2 separate regions of the Homo sapiens genome follow, and region 1 is linked to region 2. A link is a loop called in an ENCODE intact Hi-C map of the cell type or tissue named here. Cell type or tissue: lower leg skin. All regions are shown on one strand. Region 1 overlaps FAT3 (FAT atypical cadherin 3). Region 2 overlaps FAT3 (FAT atypical cadherin 3).

Region 1 (5,000 bases), 280 kb after region 2:
ATTTCATATGGAACCAAACAAGAGCCTGTATAGCCAAGACAACCCTAAGCAAAAAGAACGAAGCTGGAGGCATCATGCTACCTGACTTCAAACTATAGTACAAGGCTACAGTAACCAAAACAGCATGGTACTGGTACCAAAACAGATATATAGACCAACGGAACAGAACAGAGGCCTCAGAAATAACACCACATATCTACAACCATCTGATCTTTGACAAACCTGACAAAAACAAGCAATGGGGAAAGGATTCCCTAATTAATAAATGGTGTTGGGAAAACTGGCTAGCCATATGTAGAAAACTGAAACTTGACCCCTTCCTTACACCTTATACAAAAATTAACTCAAGATGGATTGAAGATTTAAAAGTAAGACCTAAAACCATAAAAACGCTAGAAGAAAATACAGGCAATACCTTTCAGGACATAGGCATGGGCAAAGACTTCATGACTAAAACACCAAAAACAATTGCAACAAATGCCAAAATTGACAAATGGGGTCTAATTTAAGAGCTTCTGCACAGCAAAAGAAACTATCATCAGAGTGAACAGGCAACCTACATAATTGGAGAACATTTTTGCAATCTATCCATCTGACAAAGGGCTAATATCCAGAATCTACAAGGAACTTAAACAAATTTACAAGAAAAAAACAACCCCAACAAAAAGTGGGCAAAGGATATTAACAGACACTTCTCAAAAGACAACATTTATGCAGCCAACAAACATATGAAAAAAAGGTCATCATCACTGGTCATTAGAGAAATCCAAATCAAAACCACAATGAGATTCCATCTCACGCTAGTTAGAATGGCGATCATTAAAAAGTTAGGAAACAACAGATGCTGGAGAGGATGTGGAGAAACAGGAATGCTTTTACATTGTTGGTGGGAGTGTAAATTAGTTCAACCATTGTAGAAGACAGTGTGGTGATTCCTCAAGGATCTAGAACTAGAAATACCATTTGATACAATAATACCATTGCTAGGTATATACTCAAAGGATTATAAATCATTCTATTATAAAGACACATGCACACATATGTTTACTGGAGCACTGTTCACAATAGCAAAGGCTTGGAATCAACCCAAATGCCCATCAGTGATAGACCAAATAAAGAAAATGTAGCACATATACACCATGGAATACAATGCAGCCATACAAAAGAGAGTTCATGTCGTTTGCAGGGACACAGATAAAGTCGGAAACCACCATTCTCGGCAAACTAACACAGGAACAGAAAACCAAACACCACATGTTCTCACTAATAAGTGGGAGTTGAACAATGAGAACATCTAGGCACAGAGAGGGGAATATCATACACTGGAGCCTGTTGGGGGTGGGGGCAAGGGGAGGGATAGCATTAGGAAAAATACCTAATGTAGATGACGGGTTGATGGGTGCAGCAAACCACCACGGCACATGTATACCTATGTAACAAACCTGCACGTTCTGTACGTGTATCCCAGAACTTAAGTATAAAAATTAAAAAAAATAAGAAAAAGGAAGTGGCTTTTTGTTGCTACTTTGCAAGTAGCTCAGCCTTCCGTGAAGATCTTCAGGGTTTGCTGATCTTTGGGCCCTCTCTGACCAATCTCAGGACCCAAAGCATGTAGGGCCCATTGAAAATGCTATAATCCTAGAATTCAAAAGCGACCAGAAAAATACCTTTTTAAAAAATCACTCTGAAGAAACAGAAAAGCTTCATTCACAGAGCTGTTCACTACAGCATTATTTACTACAATGGAAAAGAAATGGAAAAAAACCCAAAGATTCCAAAAAGAAATAACTCAAAACAAGTTAAATGTGACACATCCATATGATGAAATATTGTACAGACAATAAACATAACATTTATAAAGGGTGATTATTGTCATTGGAAAGTGTTGTTAAGTCACCTGACAAAAATGCAAGACATAAAAGTATGTAATCAATGCAATCTCTGTTACTTAAAAAAAATCACAGAAAGGAGAGGGGAAGGAAATGCTAAAAAGTTAATAATCACATTACAATCTGATCATAGTCATCATTTTCAATTTATTCTCCTTCATATGTCTTCAGTGTTTTCCAAGTTATAGTTTCTATAATCAGCAAGTAATCCTTCCAAAATTAGAAAAAAATTCAAAACGTAAGGAGGTGAACATCAGGTTGAATATCATGTCAATAAAAAAGAAGTGATAAATGTTTCACTTTGACATTTTTCAGCATGGAAATTTGCAGAGTTCTTCCTCCTTCTTCAAATATCTTCACAAGGCCAAAATTAAATTTCTGCTGGGATATAGCAGCCACTCTATTGCAGTCTACTACTAGACTGCAATAGTGATCAGTGGTCAGTCCTTGCAGCTTCCCAAGAATCAAAGCATTCACAAATTCTCTGGCCATTTTACAAACCCTTCATGGTTTATTCTGGAGCAAGAGAAATAGCAAGTTGTTGAGTAATTATAAAGTTATTGTTGTGGCAAGGTCCATAGGAGAACCACTGTAGCCTTGGCAGACAAGCTATTCTGAAGCATTCTCCTCCAGTCATTTCATAAAAACATTATGTAAAATATTAAAACAGCTTTGAATAAAAATAAGCAGGTATAATTCACATCTAATTCAAAAACTATCAAAATTAGCAAAGTGAGACATCAACCCCTTTTTGTTAATTATTATTTTAAGAAACCACAAGGTCACAACAGCAATATTTAACAAGTTCATAGCTATTACTATGAATGAAAGCAAACAGTGCCAAAGCAATCAGGAAGAATGGGTCAGCTTCAGCAAAGGCCTTTGGACAATAAAAAAACAAAACAAAGCAAAAAACAAAACAAAACAAAACAAAACCTTTGTAGGTGTCCACCCTCCATTTGTCCTCTTTAAATGGTTTAATGGTTAATTTTATATGACAATTTGGCTAGGCCATGAGACCCACTTGTTGGATCAAACACTAGTCTAGATATTACTGTGAAGGTATATTTTAGACATGATTAATATTTACAATCAGTAGACTAAGGGTAAAGCAGATTGTTTTTCAAAATGCAGGTGGGCCTTATCTAATCAGTTGAAGATCTTAAGAGTAACAACTGAGGTTTCCCAAAGAAGAAGGAATCCTCAAGACTGTAACATAAACTCTTACCTGATTGGCCAGCCTGCTGGCCTGCTTCTCCAGCTCCACAATCATGTGAGCCAATTCTTTAAATTAAATCCCCCTCCCCACCCTCTCTCTACAGACATAGATTCAGATATAGGTAGATACGGATGCTGAGAATATATTCATATTCTCTGGAGAACCCTGACTAAAACAGGCAAAGTGACCATATTTCCTAATTAGCGTGAGGCAGTGTGGTTACACCAGTTGTTGTGATATAATTATTAAGAGGTAGCCCTTTCCCTCAGAAACACATCGTGGATGATAAATTACATGATCTCCTTACACGCAGAGCTAAAGATAGATTTATAGTATTCCAAAGTAATGAGATCCTTTTCCTTTCACCCTTGTTTTTCAAACTTCTTCATGACTCACAATAAGAAATATATTTTATGTCACAAAACTGACCTTTATGATGGCAATGCAATGAGCTGTTTTATATTTTATTATGTGTCATTTCCAATGCTCTTTGCAACCGACTAACTTCATGGCATGATCCGTGTATAGGGTCATAACTCAGCTTGCAAAGTACTGACTTGGAGGAATCCATGGCTGTCCAGTGTATTTTGCTGATTATTGTCTCAGGACACACTAAAGACAGGAAGAGAGGAAGAGAGATAGGCATGTCTCAGAGATTTTCCTCTGCCTATACTCCATACAGTCTTTGCTATTATTTCTCCTAAATATAAATGAAATGCTTTTAGTGTAAACACATCAAATAGAAATATGATTCCAGAGCCATTGTCCTTTAGTGAATCTCAAGTTTCCTTTGAGTGACAGACATAGAGAAGGGGGAAGAATGAATAACACTAATATCCTATTCAGTGATGCTGCCTCCAGTCATTTACCTCTAGTCTGGTCAACGTCCCTTGCAAGACAACTGATTTGACCACTAGCCATGCAACGAATATCTACTGATAGACTGTGCCAGCCACAATACAAGGCAAAGTCTTCCCTGCCACCAAGTCCCAGCAGCTCTTTGCTGAAAAAAAGAAGAAAGTCCAAAGCCATGTTCACATTCCAGGCTCTACATCCCACCTTCAGCCTTCTTTTCAGCCTTTTGTTCCTCTTACTACACCCCCTTCTACACCCAACACAACATTTATAGACACTTATACACCCTTGCTTCCTGCCCTCAGCCTCTGGTCAAGCACTCACCTCCTTTGAAAGAACTCTCTCCTGTCTCCTCCATCCTATGTGCCCTGCCACAGTTCTCCTCTTCAAAGGCCCTTTAACCCCATTCCCTTCATAGGGCCTTCACAGATGCTGTCAGTTACTGAAAAGGAACTATAGCTTCAAGATGGAGTTTGGCTCAACCTAGAGGGGCCCAAGTTCAACACAAGCACTTTTCCATCAAAAGTTGCTCCAGGCACTGAAAAAGTGAAGGAGGCTCAGCGAAGTATGAGCAAGAAACAGGGGCAGAAATAGAATTTGAAGTGGCAGGCAAAACATCCAGGGGCTAGTAGAGCCCATTTCAGGAATAAGTGAGTTGGAACTTGAACAAGGAGAAAAATTGTTGTGGAAAGAGGTTGTGAAATAAAGAAAGCAAACTTGTCTTTCTCACTGGTCATTGGAAGGAGAACTAGATGTACTCCAAAGACTTGTGGAGTATAGGCAAAGGAAACTCCCTGAGACATGTGCGTCTCCCTGATGGCACAGTCAAAAAAAGTTGACCAGAGAGCCCAGTAATACATTACTTAAAGGTTTGCTCACTTACAGACAAAGGGGCACCAGGTACAGCTCACAGCCTGTAATGCCAGTCAGACCTGCGTTCGCAACTTTGTTCCATCACACTTGTTGGCTGATTCAGACAAAGGATCTCTCACTGTCTAAATGTCAGTGTCTTCATTTGTCAAACAGGGAGGAAAAAA
Region 2 (5,000 bases):
AATTTGCTTTCATAGCCTTCAATTCAAAAACAAAGCAAGAACAAATTAAGCCTCTCTCAATATGGGGAAAGTCAGAACACTGGATCGCTCAGTCTACTTTGTAGTACTGGTTGCTTAGTTTAAAGTGCTTTGTCTTTGTGAAGCTTCTTAAGAGGGCTACTAATGAGTACTTATGCATTTTTTAAAATATTGACATTTTTCTATTTTATTTGAAAGTAGTCACCTAAAAGTAGATTTTATTTCAATTACATAACAGCAAGGTATACGTTAGCCTGGAGCTTAGCCCTACATCTAATTTCAAGACTTATCAGCATCTTTAAAACTCTAGAGTGGCATGCCAGGAATTATAATGGGTACATCATGAAAAATCTAAGATCTTTCTTCTGAATTATGTATTTATGATCTCCCAAGGATGATCGGAGGTAATGTGATTTAGGAACTGCTTTTAGGCTCCAAACAGGAGCTGGGGTTGGCAAGCCACCTCAGTACAGACTGGGATGCGGTGGGAGAAAGCCCTTCCCTGTTCTGCATATCAGCTGGCACCCCAAGGGCTCCTCAAACTTCCCACCTAGGTGCCTCCTCTGTGTGCTTAGTGTATATTTTGTGGATCTCTGGACAGTACATATCACTATATCCTGCAAAGCATGGATTACCTGGGTTGTGGATTACCTGGAGCCCTAAACTTCCACTCAGCCAACATTCATCAAGTGCCTATTACATCCCTGGCATTGTTTTAGGTGCTGGGGTACAAAGCGGAGTAATCTGACCCTTCCTCCTACGGGTGACCTTCACTAAAGGTAGGGCCAGGAAGACAGAGGATTAGAAATCTCAGTGGAGCTCATCTTGCAGCTTGCTAATGAAGCTAAGAATAGCCTAAAGGAGAGGCGGAGTTTGAAACTACCCAGGGCAATGATTTTCAAATGATGATATCTGCTGCTGAATATTAACCATGCTGTGGGCTACCTCCATCGAACATCTCCTAAACAGTCACATCCAGTTTCGTATTTCTACACGATTGAGGTTTTGACATTTGAATGAAACATAAAAAAATTCCCATTAGATGTCTAAATGTTAAACACATTGACTGCATTAACAAATAAACACAATTTAAGACCTTAAAGGGGTTATGATTCCGGGAGAAAGCTTAGGGGTTAGTGATAAGGCTGGACAGGCCTGAACATGGCTGGCCGGGGGAAATTAGTTATTTGTCCCATCCTAGTCGTAAGACTAATTTATGGAGCTCCTGGATGCTTGGAAATGCTACTGCTCTATTATTGGAGCTTGGGTGCCTCGGTCTACCTATTGGATACTGGTTTAGAAAGCCAGAGGGAAAGACTGTGGATCCAATAGTAGAGATCTAATGACCTTCATCATAGCCATGCCAGACCCACGGTTGACTCATTAGCCTGTCTTAGGAGAATAAGCTATTGCAACTTACATGTTTACAGCTTATTTAAGTGGATGGTGGCCAGCGGAAGCTGATAAATCTCTAAGCTTTTGGGATTTTCTTCAGAAAAGGGCCAAAAAAATTAATATATTTTTGAGTGCATACCATGTGCCAGGAACTTCTGTAGGCTCATTCATAGATGCTATCTTATTAAAGTATCATAAGTATATTCAACAACTATGAACCAAGCTATAAATACAATGCATAATACAAGGCCTTAAGTGTTCTGAATTTTGTCACAAGATGACTGCTTCAGGAATCACAGGGAAAATTTTAAAGCTTCTAATTATAATAGCTAACATATTAAACACTTAACATGTGCAATGCATGTGCAGTGTAAATATCCTCACCAAATCTTATAAAGGTATTATTATTGTCCCAATTTTATAGGTAAAGAGACGGAGGTTTAGATTAAGTAATTTGGCTGTAGGTCACACAGCTAGTGAGTTACTATGTCTGTCTCCATATCTTGTGCATTAACCATCTCTATCTACATTTATAATATATTAGTTTGATATAAATGTAAAGGGATGATCACAATTAGGACAGTGTCTTATAAGAGATTTTTTTCACTGTTTGATTGAATAATTGTGTAACATCCTTACAGTTCTACACTCCCAAAAATTAAACAACCAAACTTATTATAGGTTTTCCCCATTTTGAAGGCTGGTATTGTTCCAAGATTCTAAACTATTTTCCTTGGCTCTGACGTGCAGGGCTCTCCTGACTTATTTTCATGACAATGTTCTACATCCTTACGCTGACAACTCTCTTGGTATTTCAGTAAACCAGTATTGCCACAAAATAGATGAGGTTGGTAGCTCCCAATTTGCCACAAAAGCAAGGCACTTGAAAGGTCTTGAAACAACAGCTCATTTGAACAAAGCTGTCTGCTGCAGGCAGGAAGCATGCCAAAGTAGTTTTTCCTGATTATTAATAGAAGCACTTGAGTTGAATTCCATATTTTAAACTTGCTGTCATTACATTTTAAATTTTCCCACAGACAGATATGAAGTCCTCAACTGGGTCAAACACATCTGACATTAGGCATGAGCTTCAGTGGTTTCTGAAGGCCTCGATAAAATTAGACTGGACAGATCATTCTGTAGCTCAGAGAGTGTGTGTCATAAAATAAACTAGGAAAGCAACACAAAGGAAAGAAGGAAAAGGAGCTATGGAAGTAAAGGGCAGAGAGTCAATTTACCATCATTGCACTACGGGGAAGAAGCCAGTCTGGGCTCCTAGGATGGGGGATTCACAGTCAGGAGTTCTCATGATTGTTCAGAGCCATGCAGGAAACTCCTAACCTCTTCTCCAAGAAGGTAGAAGCCAGTTGTGCAATACCAACCCTTCAGGGTAATAGGCTCCCTCCCACCAACCCCCAGAACTCAGCCAGAGGTTGAGGCTATTACAGCTGCTTGGCTCAGAAGACTAAAAGGAAGCAGCAACATAGCACCACGTTCCCATCCACAAGTGAAAACAAAGCAGAGTCTCAGCTCCCTAAGGCCTGTGTGCACAGCTCAACAAGCTGTGACCTGCCCAAAGCAATTATCTGCCTGTGCACCATGGGTGAGCAGAGCAGTCAAAACTGGCTCATTTCCATTGCCAGGCGGAGCCACTGGGTGGAAGGACCTCCCTAGATCCAAGTGAACTGGTTTCATCTACCGCTGCTCTACTAATTAGTGTTCAGGTTTAAGGAGAAACAAAATAAACACAACCTTTCACAAACAGGTAAATTAGAGGTGGCTATTTATGGAATCAAAGACTTATTCCAGACAACTCTCCCAATATATATAAGTGTTTGCCTGCAGCTTATTAATGAGTAGGTCAACCAGGAGCACAGAAAAGCAAAGTTAAAAAGTGAAGAGCTACTGCCAGATGACATGCTCACACAACTTGAGGTACCCCAAAGATCCACAGCACCCTTCCGTTCCTTGGCTCAGATAGAAATGCCTGTGCGGACAATGTTCAGCTGAGATCCCAACCAAGTCTTCATATGTGGTAATTTCCAATGTCAACAGAGTCTCTTAAGACTCAGCCATAGGCTCATTTCTTATTTATTTTTATATGCACATTTTAAAAGATGGGTACATTTTTAAAGACATGAGGTGAAGGGAAGATAAGAAACTAATTACATCCCACAAAATATGTGAATTACTTACTTCATTCTGAGAGGATTACAAATTATGAGGCAAGTAAGAAGTCTTCCTTTCTATCAACTGTTGCAAAACAGGGGTTCGTTGGCTGACAGTGTTTTAAAAAAAATGATGGAGTTGTCAACATGTAATATAGAGAGATGTGGAATGTAAATGTGATTTTTTTTTTGGGAAACAAATTAAGACTTCCTGCTGATACTGGGCCTACCTGCTTCCACACCTGCTGCTGGCAGTGCCTTTTTAGGAGAAGGGGCAGGTAGAATCCACTGTTCCTCCCCGTCCACATCCCCACCGCTCCCACACATGCTGCTTCTCTGAATTACTGACCTACCCAGACCCATGGCATCTTGTAATCTCTGTTTTGAATGTACTAGCTCTGAGAATTAATATTTGCTCTGAAAGGTTTGTTTTTCTGCATCAGATTCAATATTTACTCTTCAGATAATAGGGAAATTTAAGTGGTACATCTGCAATTTATACTGGTGGGAAGATCTCAGAAAGGATTATTCTTAAGGGCCCATACTAACCTGGACAGTTCTGTAAAATTAGGAATAGTAAACCTCACTCCCATCTCATAAGCATGCCACCATTACTACCACCACCACCATTAACACCATCTCCACCATCACAGTCGTCACTACCACCCTCATCTCCATCATCACCACTGCCACCACTATAGTCACAACTGTCATCTCCTCCACCACCACCACCACCATCACCATCACTGCCACTACCATCACCATCACAACCACCACACCACAATCACCACCATCACACCACCACCATCAAACCACCACCATCACCACCACCATCACACCACCACCACCACCATCACACCACCACCATCACTACCACCATCACACCACCACCATCACCACCACCATCACACCACCACCAACACCAACACCATCACACCACCACCATCACCACCACCATCACACCATCACAGCACCATCACCCACCACCATCACACCATCACACCACCACCACCACCACCACGATCACACCACCATCACACCACCACGATCACTACACCATCACACCACCATCACACCACCAACCACCATCACACACCACCATCACACCACCACCACCACATCACACCACCACATCACACCACCACCATCACCACCACCACCACCATCACACCACCACCATCACACCATCACACCACCACCAACACCACTATCACACCACCACCATCACCACCACCATCACACCACTATCACACCACCACCACCATCACACCACCATCACACCACCACCATCACCACCACCACCACTACCACCATCACCACCACCACCATCACCACCACCACCACCAACACCATCACCAACACCATCACACTACCATCATCACCACCACCATCACACCACCACCATCACCACCATCATCA

What was found. A loop is a pair of places that touch in the nucleus more often than their neighbours do. Peaks named below come from ENCODE experiments on the same cell type or tissue, not always from the same donor. Only the 100,000 strongest peaks of a DNase experiment are listed, where the experiment ranks them.
Region 1: it touches region 2 in a loop (4-fold over the local background); 1 of 110 quality-filtered maps calls a loop at or near these places.

Annotation. Positions count from the first base shown.
Region 1 is chr11:92,421,884-92,426,883 of GRCh38, reverse strand. All of the region lies in intron 2 of FAT3 (FAT atypical cadherin 3), which reads right to left. Among named protein-coding and RNA genes, the nearest start is that of FAT3, 200 kb to the right of the region's middle. In lower leg skin, no CTCF peak of the experiment used is centred here; no DNase peak of the experiment used is centred here.
Region 2 is chr11:92,705,307-92,710,306 of GRCh38, reverse strand. All of the region lies in intron 4 of FAT3 (FAT atypical cadherin 3), which reads right to left. Among named protein-coding and RNA genes, the nearest start is that of LINC02746, 210 kb to the left of the region's middle. In lower leg skin, no CTCF peak of the experiment used is centred here; a DNase peak (open chromatin) is centred at 2,993.